Linked DNA regions of Mus musculus: all the other regions are linked to region 1. Evidence: chromatin loops called from intact Hi-C (ENCODE). Cell type or tissue: heart. All regions are shown on one strand.

Region 1 (2,500 bases):
CCAATCCCACCAAGCCTCAGTTTTCTATGGGAACCTGAGTCATGAAAGAAGGCCAGCCATGGAGCCATGGAGAAGCCTGGGAAGGTGCATTTTGTACTCTTTCTACTCTATAGTGTATTTCTTGGCCAAAAGAAACCAAGGTAGCAGTGGTTTTAATCTTATATTAAGAAAGGGTATTGAAGTGGGGAAATGGGAAGCCCAGCTTCCCGGACTTGGCCAGGGTTGACCTGCTGTCCTGCAGTCCATCTATCTTCCTCCAGTAGAAGAATTACCCAGTCATGTGTTGGACCTCTCCGGTCTCTAGACCACAGGCAACAGTGTACTTAAGTGCTTTTGTTAACTTGGCACAAGCTAGGATCACCTGAAAAGAAGGAACCTCAACTGAGAAAATGTCTCTGTAAGATTGGCCTGTGACCCGTAGGTGAGTATAGCCGGCATTTTCTTGATTAAGGATTGATAGCGGAGGGTACAGCCCACTGTGGGTGGTACCATCCCTAGGCAGATGGTCTGTAAGAAAGCAAGCTGAGCAAGCCAGTAAGCAGCATTCCTTCATCTATCATCTCTGCTTTCCGCTCCTGCCTCCAGTCTGACTTTCCGCCATGATGAATGTATACTGAGATTAACTGTTTCCTCCCCAAGGTCCAGCAACAGAAAGCAAATGAAGACACAGAGGGGAGAATTAACAGGTGAAGCTGTAGAGTGGCTCTGCCATCAAGCTGTTCTGGGTGGCTGACTAAGTCACATGACCCTGAGATCTGCCCATTCCCGGCTGGGCCATGACACACAAGGCTCCTCTGACTTCCAGCTCTGTGTAAAGCAGGACAGGTGCTCATGTGGAACCTCCTCTCTCCCCCTCTCTCATGCTCAGCTCTTCCTGATCGTTTTATGCTCTTCACAATGTCCTTGCCTCTTTTATACACACGGCCTGGTGCCCTGTGCCTGGCTGGCAGCAAGGGACTTGTGTCAGTAAGCATTCACAGGCAGATATTTTAACATTTTCAAGTGCTGTCATTAAAATAGCACAGGCACTGCCAGCTCCTCGTGGCAGGGTTCTTTCTGCCTATGACCTCACTGCATTTCCGCACCTATTCAGTGAAGGCAGAGAGGTGCCCTCCTGCCTACTACACAGGGGAAATAACAGAAGACTCTAGAAGGAAAAAAAACAAAAAACAAAAAACCCAGACTCAAGGTCTTGTTAGTCAGGTGACAGCAGCGTGATAGGAACTAAAACCCCAGAAACCAGCAACTGAGGGAGGGGGAGCCCCATCTCTGAGCTTCTGCTACTTGCATCATGTAGCATCTCCCTCCATTCATTCGGTACACATATGACATGTAGACATCCCCATCCTCTCTCTCTCTCTCTCTCTCTCTCTCTCTCTCTCTCTCTCTCTCTCTCTCCCTCTCTCTCCCCTCCCTCCCTCCCTCTCTCCTTTCATAGAAGCTCAGAAGGCTGACAAATGGAATGCCGATGCTAGTCTATGAGATTACCCAATGCTTCATCCCCATGTTCCCACCATGACCCTGGGAACTCTGAATTAAAAAAAAAAAAAATCCCCAAGTTCAAAAGAAGGTGGAGAAGAGGCAGGGTGGTTGGGGGTGGGGCAAGGAAGGATTATTTTGCATTCATGATCCCCCTCCTCCCACAGCATTCTCAGGCAGGACTGTGAAAGGGCAGCATCAGAACCCACCAGACGTGAATTTTCCAGCCCACCGAGTGTAAAAAGGAGGATTGGAATACGAAATAGGTTGGTCACAGCCAGGGCATTCTCAGAACAAAAGGGGCAGCCCCCTCTTCTGCCTGGGTTTTCTCTCCCATTCTCCAGCTCAGACCAATCTAAGAGGGGAACTTACGAGACGCCAACAGCTGCTAGGGAGCCTAAGGGGACACTGTCAGCAGGGTCTCTCAGGTCTCCTCCCATGTTGAAGCCAGCCATGACTCCTGAAAGACACCCAGACAAGAGATGAAGTGAGGCAGGGTACTCTGTCAATCAAAGAGCTCTCCCCAGGGTGGTCCCTTCTTCTCCTCCAGGCTCTTTCCTAGAAGCTGTCATTTGAAGGACTGCAGGCTGGCCGCCTGTCTATCTCCCTAGGCAACTGGGGAGGCATCTACAGGGATGTGAAAGGGACCTTTGTGGATTGTGCGCTGAGGAGGAAACCCCTCCCTGCTACAAAAGCATCTTATCACTCCATGAAAGTGTTAAGGATGAGGGAGGTGTGATCAGAGCCACACAAAGGTCCTGATGGGGCATTCTGAGCTCTGCCTGCTTGCTTAGCTGGGACAGTGCCCAAGTGGCTCAGCGGGAATCAAAGGGCCTGCAGAGTTCTTCAGCAACTAATTCACAGAGGGTTCAAGCACTTCTGGGGTTAGGTATCATCCAGCAGCCAGGACCAGGTGCCATGTTCAGAGCTACAAATGACAAAAATCTGAGGTGAACACTCTGGCAAATCTTTTCCGTATTACCTCAAGTCCCAAGAACCCCAGTGGAAGCATTGGAAAGGT
Region 2 (2,500 bases), 59 kb before region 1:
GCCTGTAAGGTACTAATGAAATATCATTTCTATACTTCTGTTCTCCAGAACCAAGAAAAAAAATATATTTCTGTTGTTTTAAAGGCATCTAGTCTGTGGTTAAGACTTATGTATTTCATCAGTACTGTTCCTCCAGGGAATCCTGACTAATACATGCCTAACCCTTGTCTGAATGAGCCAAGCATGCTTACTCATCGTAGTGACCTGCAGTATGCGGGTTTTATATAACACTGGCTAATGTGCCACCTCAGGTTCCATGTGTACCACCTGTGCATAGTCAGGCTACTCGTTGCATCTCAGCTGTGATGACCCCTTCCAGGTGGACTCCAGTTAGGCTGACTCCATGCAGAACTACTAGGCACTCCCATGCATGCACATTACAAGTGAGGTGGAGGTGGCTAATGTCCTCCTAGGCTCCCCCTTTAGTTTGGGGAACCAGGAACCAGGAGATAACTCTTGACTCCTCCCCCCTCTGGAAGAGGGTCTTGAGAGAGGTGTTCTGCAGTCTCTTCACGAGGAGGCACGTGCTCCTGTGTAGCTTCAAATCCTTCCTCCTTGCCTTGGTCCTCTTGCTCGCTCTCTTTCCTGCCTCCCCTTACTGAAGTGGTAGCTTGTGAACATCAACCTGTTTAGCATCTGCCCCCCCCCCCCCAACACTGAGCTGCTCATTTTGTTTGGAATCCCTGACACTGAGTACAGTTTCTGATTTTTGTCATGAGCCAGTCCTCTCTTATTCTTCTCTGTAAGATGAATCATACTGGACAATGCTCTTCTTGAATCTTCTGTGCATTATTTTTGGCCTTGGTATCATCCTACTTAAGCTCTGTGGCTAGCCCGGCTCACTACCTCCTTCAAAGAGGTTGCTCTTTTAGCCTGGTGTGCAGCATTCAAAACAGCAAAAGCAGATGCAGTCAAAGTCTTCTCTGCGTTGTGCAAAAAGGCGAGAACCACTGCTCTGGATTATCTTGGGCTTCTGTATTATCGCATGCCTCAGAAAACAGAGTAGAAGATGGACTTCACATGTTCCCAGAAGGCAGCTGTAGCCTGCAGTGTTGGCTTTGAACTGCAGAGATGTGGTCACAAATCCAGGTGGCTGGCAGCAACCAAAGCTAGAGGAGGCACAAAACAAACTCCCCCAAAGATTGTGGATTCTTGGATTCAGCTTTGATGCTTGACCTTCGTTTTTGACTCAGTAAGACGGATTCGAGACTTCTGTACTCCAGAGCTATGAAAAAAATATATTTCTGCTGTTTTAAAGACATCTGATCTGTGTGATTAATTACAGAAGCCATAGGAAAATTTTTGAATGCAGGTTCCTCTTTAAAAGGGGCTTCTGATCTGGAGGTTGAGGACAGAGGGCTAGTTTAAGGCTAGCTTGGTCTATATAGTGAGTTCCAGGCTAGCCTGAACCACACTGAAACCCTGCCAACAGGGCTGGAGAGATGGCTCAGCAGTTAAGAGCACTGACTGCTCTTCCGAAGGTCCTGAGTTCAAATCCCAGCAACCACATGGTGGCTCACAACTATCCATAATGAGATCTGATGCCCTCTTCTGGTGTGTCTGAAGGCAGCTACAGTGTACTTACATATAATAATAAATAAATCTCTGGCTGGAGTGAGCAGGGCTGGAGTGAGCAGGGCTGGAGTGAGAAGAGGTCCTGAATCAAAATTCCCAGCAACCACATGATGGCTCACAACCATCAGTATAGCTACAGTGTACTCATATACATTACATAAATAAATAAATAAATAAATCCTTAAGGAAAGAAAAGAAAAGAAACTCTGTCAACAAAAGCAAACCAAAAGAGGTCCTCAGGGATCGTCACCCTGAGCCCTTCATGAATAGTTGGCTTTATTTCACCATCTTCCTACTTCAACCTGTTAGTAAGCCATGACCAGCTCAGTCTGTCTTCTTCTGCTTTATTTTATTTTATTTTATTTTATTTTATTTTATTTTATTTTATGTGTGTTGATGTTTTGCCTATATGTATGGCTATATATTACATTCTCTGGTGCCTATAGAGGCCAGTAGAGAATCTCTGATCCTGTAGAAATGGAGTTACAGTCAGTTGTAGGATACCACATAGGTACTGAGAATTGAACCTGGGTATTCTGGAAGAGAAAGAAGTGTTCCTGACCACTGAGCTATCTCTCCAAACTGTGTCCTTTAAAAAATATTTACAAAATTTTATGTGCGTGTGTGTGTGTGTGTGTGTGTGTGTGTGTGTATACGTGTGCGCGCCTGAATGAGGCTATGTGCACTATATGCATGCAAATGTCCATGGAGGATAAAGGGTATTGGATCCTCTGGAACTAGAGTTCCAGGGGGTTGTGAACCGTCTGATGTGAGCGTTGGAAACTGAACCTGGGTCCTCCGCAAGAGTAGTGAGTGTTCTTAACCACTAAGCTACTTCTCCAGCCCCTCAGACTGTGTTTTTATGATATTTTCTTCTAAAAGGTTTGTGTGTGTGTGTGTGTGTGTGTGTGTGTGTGTGTGTGTG
Region 3 (2,500 bases), 66 kb before region 1:
CACAGGCCAGATGTCCTCTAACGCAGTCCCTCCCCATTCTCCGCAGCCAGCTGGCTCGTATTCCCCAGCCCGTCCTTCAGTCGTAGAGATGACTTGTCTAGTCTGACCAATGAACACAGGAGGAAGTCACACAGCCTTTCAGTCCTGATTCCCTCACCTCCCTGGTACTCTTCTGGTGCCGCTGTCTTCTCTTCCCTGTCATAGATGCTGAGAACCCTGAGGAAGACTACTGACTGGTTTTATGTTAACTTGACATAAACTACACTCATCAAAGAGAAAGGAGGCTCAGTTGAGGAAATGCCTCCATGAGATCCAGTTGTAAGACATTTTAATTAAGTGATCAGTGATCAACGGGGGCGGGGGCAGCCCATTGTGGGTGGTGCCATTCCTGGGCTGGTGGTCCTGGGTTCTATAAGAAGGCAGGCTGAGCAAGCCATGTGAAGCAAGCCAGTAAGCAGCATCCCTCCATGGCTTCTTGATCAGCTTCTGCCTCCAGGATCCTGCCTTGTTTGAGTTCCTGTCCTGACTTCTTTCAGTGCTGGACAGTACTGTGGAAGTGTAAGTTGAATAAACCCTTTCCTCCCCAACTTGCTATTTGGTTGTGGTTTTATTTTGTCACAACAATAGAAAACCTAACTAAGACAAAGACTGAGGGCAGAGATGTTTCAGCATGTACACTGAAGAAGCCTATGTCTATGGTGCCAATGCAGAGCCCCTCTCTCCCTCTGACTGATATCAGACTATAACGTGAGCTGAAATACATATATACTGTCAAGCCACTGAGACCTAGGGATCTTTATTATAGGAGCAAGCTGAGTTCTGACTAATATAAAACCACAGAGTTGCCCATGTCACGAGTGTTCCACTTCAGATTGATGCTGTCATTTGGAGTACCAGCCCTGTGACATGCAAATAAAGTGGCTGTACTTCAAACCAGGGATGTACACACCACCCAATCTTTTAAACCATGTGCTCTGTGTCACATCACCAAGCTGCTGGTTGCTACAGAATGACTGCTAATTCTTCGAGATATCACCTGCTCATAGGACTTCCCCCAAGTGACTCTGAATTAAATGGCCGATACTTTAAGGTAGTCTCCACATTTGGTGAGTCTAGCTTTTATTTTATTTTTTGAAGATTTATTTATTTATTCTTATGTATATGAGTACACTATAGCTGGACAGATGATTGTGATCCTTCATATGGTTGTTAGGAATTGAAGTTTTAGGACCTCTGCTTGCTCCAGTCAACCCTGATCTCTCTGGTTGGCCCGGCTCACTCAGGCCCCACTCAACTCTGCTCCCTCAGTCCCAAAGATTCATTTATTATTATACATAAGTACACTGTAGCTGTCTTCAGATGCACCAGAAGGGGGCGTCAGATCTCATTACAGGTGGTTGTGAGCCACCATGTGATTGTTGGGATTTGAACTCAGGACCTCCCTCCTGAAGAGCAGTCAGTGATCCTAACCGCTGTGAGATCTCACCAGCCCTCCCCACGCTTCCCCCCCCCCCCCAGCTTTTAATATGGTGCTTTCTTTAACAAAAACAGCCAGGAACACAGGCACACAGGCACACCCAGGTGCTCTCTCTCGCTCTCTCTCTCTCACACACACACACCCATACACACACCTATACACATCCATACACACATCTATACACATCCATACACACATACACACACACACACACACACACACAGAGAGAGAGAGAGAGAGAGAGAGAGAGAGAGAGAGAGAGAGAGAGAGAGAGAGAGAGATTGTTGTTATTGTGTTACCAAAACAAAAGAGAAAGAACGAGCCTTTGACCGGTCTGGAACTCACTACCTAAAGTTGTCTTCTAGCCTAGACATAGGCTAAATTATATGCCATCACATGTACATACTCCCTTAAACTAAAATTAAAATAATTTTTTTTTTTTTTTTACATAGGCTTTCGCTGTGTAGCCCTGGCTGTCCTGGAACTCACTCTGTAGATCAGACTGGCCACAAACTCACAAAGATCCTCCTGACTCTGCCTCCTAAGTGCTGGCGTTAAAGTTGATCATCACCACCACCTAGTTAAGTTTAAAATATTTTATTTTTGTTTAGGGGTGTGTGTGTGTGTTTGTGTTTGTGTGTGTATGTGTGTGTGTGTTTGTGTATGTGTGTGTGTGTGTGTGTGTTTGTGTGTGTGTGTGTATGTGTGTGTGTGTGTGTGTGTGTGTACACATGTATGGAGGTGACCAAAGGAGCCAAAAGAGGGTGTTGGGTCATCTTGAGCTGGAGCTACAGAAGGTTCTGAGTGTCATGTCAGTCTTGGGAACCAAACTTTGGTCCTCTGCAAGAGCAGAGTGCTTTTAACCATGGAGCCACCTCTTTAACCCCAAAATAAAGTATCTTAGAGAAGAATGAAAACTCAGGCTGCCCATTATTTCAGGCCCCATTTAGGGAACCGCTCTACTTCTCCCTCTTAGAAGGAGGCTGTGGCCCCCAAACTCTATGAATGATGGGAATATTCACT

The links. A loop is a pair of places that touch in the nucleus more often than their neighbours do. Peaks named below come from ENCODE experiments on the same cell type or tissue, not always from the same donor. Only the 100,000 strongest peaks of a DNase experiment are listed, where the experiment ranks them.
Region 2: it touches region 1 in a loop (7-fold over the local background); 6 of 42 quality-filtered maps call a loop at or near these places.
Region 3: a loop joins it to region 1, with 2.4 times the contacts of the local background. A loop is called at or near these places in 7 of 42 quality-filtered maps.

Annotation. Positions count from the first base shown.
Region 1 is chr16:33,605,605-33,608,104 of GRCm38, reverse strand. Slc12a8 (solute carrier family 12 (potassium/chloride transporters), member 8) reads right to left here. Exons shown (of 13, transcript NM_134251.3): 6 at 1,852-1,939. Among named protein-coding and RNA genes, the nearest start is that of Heg1, 78 kb to the left of the region's middle. In heart, no CTCF peak of the experiment used is centred here; a DNase peak (open chromatin) is centred at 964; H3K4me3 peaks cover 330 bases; H3K27ac peaks cover 1,869 bases.
Region 2 is chr16:33,664,998-33,667,497 of GRCm38, reverse strand. No RefSeq gene overlaps it. Among named protein-coding and RNA genes, the nearest start is that of Heg1, 18 kb to the left of the region's middle. In heart, no CTCF peak of the experiment used is centred here; a DNase peak (open chromatin) is centred at 1,077.
Region 3 is chr16:33,671,246-33,673,745 of GRCm38, reverse strand. No RefSeq gene overlaps it. Among named protein-coding and RNA genes, the nearest start is that of Heg1, 12 kb to the left of the region's middle. In heart, a CTCF peak has its summit at 1,340 (motif pointing right); a DNase peak (open chromatin) is centred at 45.